Regions from separate parts of the Mus musculus genome. Here region 2 is linked to region 1. The links are chromatin loops, found by intact Hi-C in ENCODE. Cell type or tissue: gastrocnemius. All regions are shown on one strand. Each heading gives the region's core, and the rest is flanking DNA. Links, peaks and the distances in the headings are about the cores only.

What was found. A loop is a pair of places that touch in the nucleus more often than their neighbours do. Peaks named below come from ENCODE experiments on the same cell type or tissue, not always from the same donor. Only the 100,000 strongest peaks of a DNase experiment are listed, where the experiment ranks them.
Region 2: it touches region 1 in a loop (4-fold over the local background); 10 of 42 quality-filtered maps call a loop at or near these places.

What each region holds. Positions count from the first base shown.
Region 1 is chr6:135,397,530-135,402,835 of GRCm38, forward strand. No RefSeq gene overlaps it. Among named protein-coding and RNA genes, the nearest start is that of Emp1, 37 kb to the left of the region's middle. In gastrocnemius, for the core only: a CTCF peak has its summit at 3,000 (motif pointing left); DNase peaks (open chromatin) are centred at 548, 1,406 and 3,000; H3K27ac peaks cover 1,438 bases.
Region 2 is chr6:135,148,317-135,153,622 of GRCm38, forward strand. Hebp1 (heme binding protein 1) reads right to left here. Exons shown (of 4, transcript NM_013546.3): 3 at 4,505-4,685. It overlaps Gm22881 (a small nucleolar RNA gene), which reads left to right and starts at 332; the gene lies at 332-465. In gastrocnemius, for the core only: CTCF peaks have their summits at 363 (motif pointing right) and 2,198; DNase peaks (open chromatin) are centred at 390, 2,118 and 4,988.

The DNA.
Region 1 (5,306 bases), core at 115-5,114:
TAGAAGCATGGTATCGGCAAGTGGATTTTCCACAGCAGATACATTTATGGCACCATCTACTGAGGTGCCCAAAGGGCTAAAGAGAGAGAGAGGAACCTGTGGTCCCCCCACCAAGGCATCTTCATATCCTGATCAGAGTGATGCTGAGAAGCAGGAGCTCGAAGCTCTTACCATTTTTCTATTTTCCTTCCTGATTTCTTTTCAACCAGAGGTAAGTAAGCATGAAGCGTCCTCATCAAGCTTTGATCAATAGCACATGTCGTACGGTGAGAAGAATGATGCCTCGCCATCTTCCAGGTTCCTCTTCTCTGCTTTTGCCTTGGACAAACTGTAAGGCCATGAATCGGCAGCTGCTTACTGCCCCCTCACCCCCGTCTGCGCCGCAAGGCCAGGAGAAAGGTGACCCTATTGACAAGCCAGGCTAAGGTTCTCCTGCATCCTTGGGTCTGATTCCTAACCTGTCATTTAAGGAGCTGACACTAGATGTCAGGGAAAGACTTGGTGTAGTACCTAACTGGCCTCTCCCCACTTCAGGCTGCAGGTGGGACTGGAGTTGACAGCTGGCAGATTTCTAGCTGAGGCTCTGCCTTTGTGGGGGTCACCAGGGTTCGTTCCCTGGCTAAGGCATCCCTACCTGCTCAGGTCTGTTAGACATGCTTCGCAGGCCACAAAATGAGGCAGATCAAGGTCATTTGATAAAAATAGATTTTACGGAAGACGAGGGATAAAGTCATCAGTGTTCACTTTCAATTTCATTATAAAAGGTATTCGGCTTTACTCAGGAAAAGGATAGATGATATAATGTGGCCATGTTCCTATAACCTATTTTATTAGTAAATGAAGAAGCAGGCAAAGCAGTTAAAATTATTTAAGCCTCCTATAATCATTTTTTTCATTTTGTTTTAAATAATATGAAGTGAAAAAAATCACAGTTTGATCTGGTTTGGTTACTTTGTGGTGTTTCAAGGCTCTTAGCCCCTCAGCAGGCTTTTTTGACATAGAAAGCCATGTGTGTTTTTCCACTGAGCTGGTGAATTCATTCAAACCCCTCCCTCCTCACCCACCTTTCTTCCTTTCCCCTCTTCCTCCTTCACTTATTTAGTAAAGATGTTTTAAGGTTCAAATGTATTAATATTTCCAAAATTCTTAGAATCAGAGTGGTACCTAGTTCATGCCCCATGGATGTATTTACAAATAAATCAATGTGTAAATCAACAGATCTGGGAGCCAGCAGTCTGGACAACTCTCCACATTCATGTCCTGCTGAACCCCCTCCTTTCCCTCCCTCCTCCTTTCCTTTCCATTTCCTTCTTTCTCAGAAAGCCAACAAGCTGGAATCAGGCCCATTTCGGGGAAGGTCAGGGCCTGAGGAAGGTCTTTTCCCACTCACACCAGGGTGATCTCACTCATCCTTAGGAAATACTAAGACATTTACCCGCCCAAGGTCAAAAACAGCACGAGGTCCTCTTGGCAGGAAGATCCCCGTAGTGAGAGGTAGGCCTACCCAGACATGCAGAGCAGTCCCGCCAGCACCCCCAGAGAGATGCCAAAAGTCCTCTTGGTGATTCTGGAATCCATTATATCATCACCCAAAATAGCACTATTAATACCACATGGGTGTGCCTTTCATTTACTTGAGAGTTGGATGTGGCACAAGGCAAATGTGACCTGGAAAGAAAATGAGAGCCTCTCCGCAGGCTCACAATGTGTGTGTGTGTGTGTGGGGGGGGGAAGCACTCTGACAACCCCCCACCCCCAGCTAGCCAAGACAACCTCATCTTCTGGGAATATTCAGGTAAAAATTGGTGTGAACAAAGATAGTGTCAAAACAAATTCAGACCAGATTCCTCAGAGGGTATGAAAGATATGTTGAGTTGTTGATATCATGACGTATTGACTGCCTGATGAGGACACTGACATACCCTCACGTGGTGGTGTGGGTTTGAGTAGGAATGGCCCCCATAGACTCTTCAAGTCACCTCACACCAGCCATTCCTATGTCACTGTCATCGCCCCCAGTTCACACCCCTCAGACCTTTCTGTTATAGGAGAAGGTCAAGAGCTCAGTCTGCCTAGGTGTCTGCATGAGCTGTTCTCACAGCCTCAAACCCTCTTTCCCCAACATCTTCACTTGATTGGTTCATTCTCAGCTTTTGAATTCCAACTTGGTGTCAGTTCCTGGAAGGCTTCCTTCCATTCTCCGCACGGTAACAAGAAGATTCTACAACAGCACTGCCACGTTAACACCTTCGGGACAGCAGCTGGCATCCAAATGGTCTTCATTTGTCTTTCTCTCCTTGGCCTTCCATTCTCTGCTCCTCATATTAGTTTTCCTTCCTGTTGGCATGATAAACTCTCTTGAGGGAGAAAAGGCTCACATCAGTTTGCAGAGTTCAGGTGTAGTCTATCACACCAGAGAAGAAATAGGGCAGCAGACGCTTGAAGGAGCTGGCCCTCACATCCATAGTTAAGAGGAAGCACACAACAACAAATGCTTCTTCTGGCTGCTCAGCTTCTCTTCTCCATTTATACGGTGCAGGATCTAAATAGGGAATGGTGTCATCCAGAGTGGGCAGTTCTTCCCACTTCAATTAATGAAAGCAAGACAATTCCCCAAGGTATGTCCACAGGCCCATCTCCCTGGTGATTCTAGATTATGTCGACTTGACAGCACTCACTATCACATCCCCTCTACTCCAAGTCATGACCACATCCTTGTATACTGGACAATGTTTGGCATAAGATAACTATCTTGCTGAATAAATTTCTCAGACTCCATCTTGTTAGCCAGAAAATGAGACTCAGAAATAAACCTTTTCCCATGTTCTCTTATTGTGTAAACTTGTTTCGTATTTCCCAAGAGTGAAAGACTCCAGGCCGTGGTTTCTGGATAGGGTTACATTAGGATGTGTTTCCTCACCTTGATGGTGTGTGCTCATCTAAGTCTTGGGGACACTGTTTTTCTGGTCTCTATGGACGTTGTTAGTGCAACTCTGCCCCCTAGTGGCCACATTGGTTTTTCTTCTTTGAGACAGGGTCCAATGTAGTGGAGGTTAGCCTTTGATTGATCCTCCTGTCTCTGTCATTCTAATACTGAGATAACAGACATGAACCATCAAAGCAGTTTTTCTTCAGATATGACATGTTGTAGAAAGTGTTACAGAAGGAGATGTGTAGTTCTGTGCAGCTACAAGCAATTTCAAAGCAGGAGACATCAGCTTCAAGATCAGATAAAGGTTTAAGACCACAAAAATTATATCTGTTAAACTCTGAAATGTGTATCCTTCTTTACAGTCTTTTAGCGTGGTCCCGAGGGGCCCTGACATCGTCTCTGAATTAGTTTTCTCTTGTCTGGAAAAAAGTCTCAAATTGATTTCTACTCTAAACCCCTCTCCACTCCAAGAAGACAGTCATTTTACCAAAGGTCAGGTTTTCCTTGGGTCCCTATCCTGCTCAAAAGCATCTATGAAGTCCCAGTAATGTGATCAATAAAGCCATCTTTCTTAGCCTGCATCCCAGATTCCTCAAAACCCAGGTTCAACATCCTTTCCAGTTTCAATCTCTTCTGCCTTTCCCCCTTGCTTTCCATCTTCATACGATGATGCATAAGACCATGCCTGGAGAACATGCCTGTACTCCATCAGAGCTCTGCCACACTCACAGTGTCCTCTCTACCTTAAATGGTCCTCTGCTCTCAGCAGGCAGCCTAGTCCCACATCACTTGAAGCTGGCTCAAAGCCCCGACTTCCATGAACTGTCACAAGGTGGTGGGATTATGTTTATTTTAACAGTGACATGTGTATAAAAAATTATTAGTATTTACTGGAGGGGTAAATGGCTAGACTGGAATTCTTGTTTGGGGTGCATCTGAAAAATGAGAGGCCACACACAATGGTATTCAGACAGAAACTTCGAACTTGGAACAACCCTGAAGAGTCTAGGAGTCACAATTACTCCAAAGTAGCGATATTACCTACTCCAGAATTTTGTGGTTATTATCCTTCTTAGGGTTTTGATTGGTTCAATGGTTGCTAAATCTCTTTCTGTATATTGAGAGGACGAAGGGGGAAGAAGTTGGGATGTTAGCTTGTGTCCCTTGGAAATGCCAATATCAGAGGCAAGATGCAAAACCTTTATTATCACAATATGAGTGAACACATTTAACAAATTTGTTCCTCCAACTGTTGTTGCCATTTTTCTTGGATTTTTCTGTCTCTTTGGTTTGTCTCTCAAAAGAGTAGCATCTTACAGGTGGCTGAGATGAACAGTGGCGTTACCCTTAGTGAATTTTGAGACCCAGGAGCCAGTAATTTCTAAAGAACACAGCAGGGACAGTTCAGCCACTCCATACATTAATTCTTCCCCCAAGGACCTCCTTATATCTCTGATGAAGACATAGATGAAAGACCTCCCATGCTCATGGGTTGGCTGATTTAATGTTGTAATGACCTGTAAAATCAAAAGCAATCTACAAATTCCATTTAATGTTCATGAAATTTCCAACAACATTCTTCACAGAGCAAGAAGAAAAACACTAAAAAACTCTTTTTGGAGGGTGCAGGCAATGGAGAGATGGCTCAGTGGTTCAGTGTGGATTCTTCTCTCTAATAGGACTCCAGTTTGGATTGCCAGAAACCACATAGAGCATCCACCTGTATGTAACTTCAGCTCCAGGGGCAGGAGGAAGGAGAGGTCAGATACCTCGAGCATAACTAAAAATACACAATTAAAATATTAAAAACCGCAGTGAAAACATTAAAATTTCTGTGTGTGTGTGTGTGTGTGTGTGTGTGTGTGTGTGTGTTGTGGGGGTTGTGTGCATGTGAATGTGAGTGCTATGGTGGTCAGAAGTGTTGGACTTTTTTGGAGTTCCAGTTAGTTATAGGCAGTTGTGAGTAGCCAGATATGGCTGTTGGGAAAACTCTGGCCTTTAGCAGAATGGGCTCTTAACCACCGAATCATCTTCCAAGACCCTAGGCATTCTAAATAATGCTTTGATTCAGTTTTATCTTCTGAAATTTGGAACAATATCCAATTTCCAATATTATCAACAAGTTAGGTATTCATTAAACCTAACTCCAAATGAAATCGTACCTCCAAAGTTCAATACTTTCCAGAAAAATTCTAATTTTCTTAGTCATTAAGGTTTTGAAGTACATTTTGAGATCTGTCTCACAAACCTTACAGAGCTCATGGCTTCTGCTGCTCTTCTTGGCTATTGAGGAAGATATTTTTGCTTGACTCAGAGGACAACCCTCCCCCTCTTTGTCTGACTAGATACCGACTCCGTACATTAGATCCCATTT
Region 2 (5,306 bases), core at 71-5,070, 250 kb before region 1:
TGCTGTTGAGGGTGCTTGGCCCGAGCTGTACATAGCTAGGTACCCGTCGCACAGTGGGATTTCAACAGATGGGGAGTCACCAATCACTTAGAAGAGACTTGGCTTCTGAGGCAGGACTGGATGAAAGGATAAAAGACAGGTAGCAGGGCTGGGGTGAGGAGTGAACTGATTCAATTGTGTCAATCTTTAGATAATTATCAGATAAAGCATTAAGAAATGTGTAAATGGTACTTTAGGAAGTACTGATAGGTGCTTTCACAAGAACCCCAGGATGTTGATTAGGGGTGCTTAACCAGTGGGGGGAAATTAACTCTTAAAGAGGCTTACTAACCCTGCCTCTAGAATCCCTGCAGGTGTGGCTGCTGTGCCTCATTTGCACCAGTAGGTGGCAGAGAGGAGAGAGGCCACATCCACCCTCTGCGCTCTGACCTATGAATATTCCCAGGAAAAAGCTAGCCTGAGATAACCACCAGTCTGGCACTACACAAGCCCTGATGGCTCTTAGGACCCAGAGCAAGTAGGAAACTAGAAGAATCCTGCCTGAGGCTGAGGGCTCCTGGCAGAAGTGAGTCCAAGGCAGAGAACTCCATGGGGCCACTTGGGGAGTGGGGTGAGAAGGTAGCACAAGATGACCACCAGATCAGTGCCATGGGGAGCTAGCCTGAGATGACCACCAGTCAGGTGCCACACAGGCCTGGGGGTGGGTTGGGTACATATCACGCCCGAGATGACCCACTGCCTGGTGCCTTAATGCAGGAGTCAGGCATAGTGCTCCTGAGACAACTCCAGACACTCAAAGACCCTGGATACCACTGAGAGGAGCAAGGCAGTGGTGAAGAAATGGAGCACAAAGAGAAACAGAAGGACGTGGGCACAATGAAGAGAGGCAGAGCTGGAGACTGGAGGGTAGAGAGGAACAGCCCGATGTGAGTAGCTGGTGATGCCTTGTGGGACCATGGTGGGGTTCTGGCTTCTACTGCCAATGTGGGCCACATCTGGGCTTGTGGCTCTGCAGCAGCTGGGGTCTGTTTTCACTAAAGGCCAGACAGACATCCCTGGTTTAGGCTGTTGCCTGGGGACATGTTGATGTCTGAGGGCTGTACAGAACTGGCCCCACCCCTCACCTGTCATCCTGGGAGTCCCCAGGGCCATGAGAACAGGAAAGCTGGTCCCACACCCCAGCCAGCTGCAGTGCTCTGAGAGCAGCCCCTGCACATTGCAGGAGTTGCCTATGCGACACCCCTGAGGATACGAGCAAGTGTTTGGAGACCTAACACTACCTACCACTCATCTCCTCGTCCCTTGTCCCTCACTACCCAAGGCAGCCAGGAGACCTATCTGACCCTAGGGTCATGAGAGCAGGAGAATTGGCCCTGCCCCTCACCAGCTGCAGCACTTGGGGGAGCCGGCCCTGCACCTCACCTGGGCAGATTGGTAGAGCTGACCCTGGTGGTAGGGTTGTGGGCAAGCTGGTCCTGAGGGTGTGAGTGTGAGAGAGCTGACCTCCACCTTGCCTTTGCCACCTGTGGCAGGCAGGAAAGCTGGCCCTGAGGTCATCAGAGCAGGAGAGCTGCATCTGCCCCTCACCTGCTACAGGCCCTACACCTGGCCTGAGCAGCAGGGTAGAGCAGGCCCTGGTGGTGGGGGTTGTTAGTGAGCTGGTCCCGAGGGTAGGAAAGTGGGAGAGTCAGTGCACTGAGCAGCTCAGATACCTCTCAGGCCCAGATCCAAGGCTTTGAGTTGGGGAGAGACGATGAACAGGATTAGGGTGCATGATGTGAAATTCACAAAGAAACAAAACGTTTTAGAAAAGAGAGGCGTACTAATTTCTAAAGCGTCATCTTGCAGCAGAGCTGATGATCACATTGCATAATAGAAGTTTACTACTCGCCACTTCTCAGAGAGCAGGAAGGAGAGAGGGCAGAAGGAGCTGGGGACTGACAGAGAGACCAGTGGACACTCAGAGTGTATGGTTTAAGGTGGCTCTTACTCTAAGTAAGTGCTTCCTTAAGCTTAGCATCCTGGGTGCCTCAGTTTACCTACCTGCCTTACTCCCGACTCTGCTTAGAGTTTTCAGGAGCCTCTGCACAGAGGCCGAGGAGTCTGAATAAGGGCTAGAATAGAAAGAAACATGGACTGGGGGTGGGGGTGGGGTTTCCATGTCATCGGCACGGTTGCATTACCCACTCTGTGCTCCAGGAGGCTCTGTTCACCCAGCCAAAGAATGCCCGCAGCAGGCAAGCTCAAGTCACACTAGCTTTCTTTCTTCTTTTTCTCCTCTCCTCTCCTCTCCTCTCCTCTCCTCTCCTCTCCTCTCTCTCCTCTCCTCTCCTCTCCCCTCCCCTCCCCTCCCCTCCCCTCCCCTCCCCTCCCCTCCCCTCCCCTCCCCTCCCCTCCCCTCCCCTTCCCCCCCTCCCCTCCCCCCCCTCCCCCCTCCCCTCCCCTCCCCTCCCCTCCCCTCCCCTCCCCTCCCCTCCCCTCCCCTCCCCTCCCCCCCCCCCCCCCCGTCTTTCTTTCTTTCTTTTGGCCTTTTGAGACAGGATTTCTCTGTGCAGTCCTGGCTGTCCTGGGACTCACTCTGTAGACCAGGCTGGCTGGCCTCGAGCTCAGAAATCCGCCTGCCTCTGCCTCTCAAGTGCTGGGATTAAAGGTGTGCGCCACCACTGCCTGGCCTAGCTTTCTACGCTAGCTCTGGGGAACAAAGTCCCACCCCCCCAGAGGAGGAATTAGAATATGGAAGCCTAATAGCCATAGTTGGGTGGGGTAGAGGGCTTTCAGTAGACAGAAACCATGCAGTGAAAGATCATTTGTATAGTTAATTTTCACGAAGTTGAGCTTGAGCGGACCCCAACCCCTGATCTGTGGTTACTACTGGTGAAGGTTCCGGCCTTTCTCTGACCCTGGTTAGGTACCTGTTACACGGTGGGATTTTGATAAACAGGGAGTCACCAATTATCTGAAGAGACTTGACTTCCGAGGGCAGACTAGGGACCAAAGGTTAGAAAACATGCACCAGGCTGTGGGCATGAGTAGCTTGGTGGTAGAATATGGGACAAGACTGTGCCAGGAGACTTGGTGAGGTTGAGTTCAGAAACCCCTGCACCTCATACCTGAAGACGGTAGGCGTTTCACCTCCTCCCAACCCAAACATGGTCAAGAGACCATGGCACTCCATGGAGAGGACACTGGCAATCAGTCAAGTAGAGGCAGCACCTCAAAGCCCCCCCACATGCAGATGAGATACCCCTAACATCTCAGACCAAGCCAATAGAAAGCATCTGCTGTCAGACCCCAACCCTTGCCAATATATATATGTATGTATATATATATCCCTGCCCAGAAGAAATAAAGGCGTGAGAATTACTTCATCAAGGATTGTCTGAGAGCGTCTGCCATATAAGAGCTGTAACACCTTTTTGGGGAGGAGAGTTCTCTCCTGAAGCTTTCATCCCCTGGAAGCTGCTTGAGCCTACTGAGATCACTTCCAGACCTCGGCTCCCAACCTCCCATGCCCTCGATCCCACTCCTTTAGGAGAGCACAACTCTTTGGCCACCTGGTTGGGCCCCGAGCCTGGCAGATCTCACCAGAGCCCCACAGATTTCTGTGGATTAGCAGACAGCTTCTGGCACAGACAGACAGTGGAATACAAACTCAGCGTGCATGGGGTGCTGGGTTTAATTCCCAGCACAAGAAAACAAGACGAAGTAAAGCAAGAAAGAACAGGCAACAGTTTGCATCTACTACTTTCTATAGTGAAGAAATGTAACTGCAGAGGAGTCCTAACACAGAGCCAGAGGACAGGAGGGCAAATGCGTCCTTCCCTTAAAGAACCATAGTCCAGGAACAAGCAGGGGGCTGGCTGTTCAGCTCTGACAAACTCTCTACCCTTCTAGATCTAAGGAAGTATGGGGTGTAAATCATGTAGTCCCCAGCTATGTATCCAGGACCCCAAACTATTATTCACACACACACACTCACACACTCTCACACACACACACACACTATTGTCAATATTATTGACATATATAGTACTGACATTATAGTACTGGCATATATTATACACACACACACACACACACACACTCACACACTCTCACACACACACACACTATTGTCAATATTATTGACATATATAGTACTGACATTATAGTACTGGCATATATTATTCACACACACACACACACACACACACACTCACACTCACACTCACACACATTTATATATCCCTTGGATTTTCTAAGAACCTGCTATGGCTAACGCAGGTGTCCATCTTGACCTTAGGCAGAGGTGACTCTTTCTACCTATCAATATGGCTACAGGCCCAGGCATTTATCGAGATAAACCACAAACGCATGTGTGCCACAGCCTGCAGAAATTACAGTGAGTTACTGCCATGACTCGCTGTTTCCTCATTGAATCAAGCATCGGTGAAAAGCCAATGTAAATATTCACTAAGATCCGAGGAGTGGCTAGGACCAGCAAACTCGAAGTGTGTCTCCTTACGTGGAATAGACAGTGATGCCCTCCCGTTCCTCGATCTTCACACTCTCATCACTGGGGGCCGGTGGGCTGCCTTGAAATTGGTTCGGAATCCGGAACCAGACTTTCAGTTTCTTCTGTAGGGAGCCATCTTCATTGGGAAACACGGCAAAAGAGACAGGGACTGTCATACCCATGCCGACTCCTGAAGCATCAGAACACAGAGGGAGCAGACATTAGACAGAGGGCGTAAATCTCAGGTCTCTTCCATAGTGATTTAAAAAAAAATGAGCAACAAACATTTCAGCCAGTAAGTACATGAATTAGACATGTGCAATGTCCTTCCTTGTATCTGCTGGACGTTGGCGTCGGTGGCACCATTTATCCATGTTGTATGTTTATATGTGTGCCTGCGGGAGTTTATGTGCACCCTGCTCACGTAGGTATCTGTGGAGGGCAGCAGAGGGCAGCAATGCCCTGGAATGGGGGTCACGGATGGCTGTGGGCCACCAGGTGGGGGCTGGGAACTGAGCACTGGTCCCCTGCAGGAACAACCTGTGCTCTGAGGCACTGAGCCATCTCGCCAGCTTTTCAGTTTGCTGGGAACTGAGTTTAGGACTTCTGTAAGAGCGGTAATCCACCCTAACCATTGTGCCATCTCTCCAGCACCCCCGTGCTTGAAGAAAACAAAACCAAAAACTATTTGGTGGCACATAGCAAGAATGTAGATACATAAGAACCTGCATTTTTGAGAGAGAGAGAGAGAGAGAGAGAGAGAGAGAGAGAGAGAGAGAGTACATAGTTTGTAACTGGTCAAAGCAGGAGT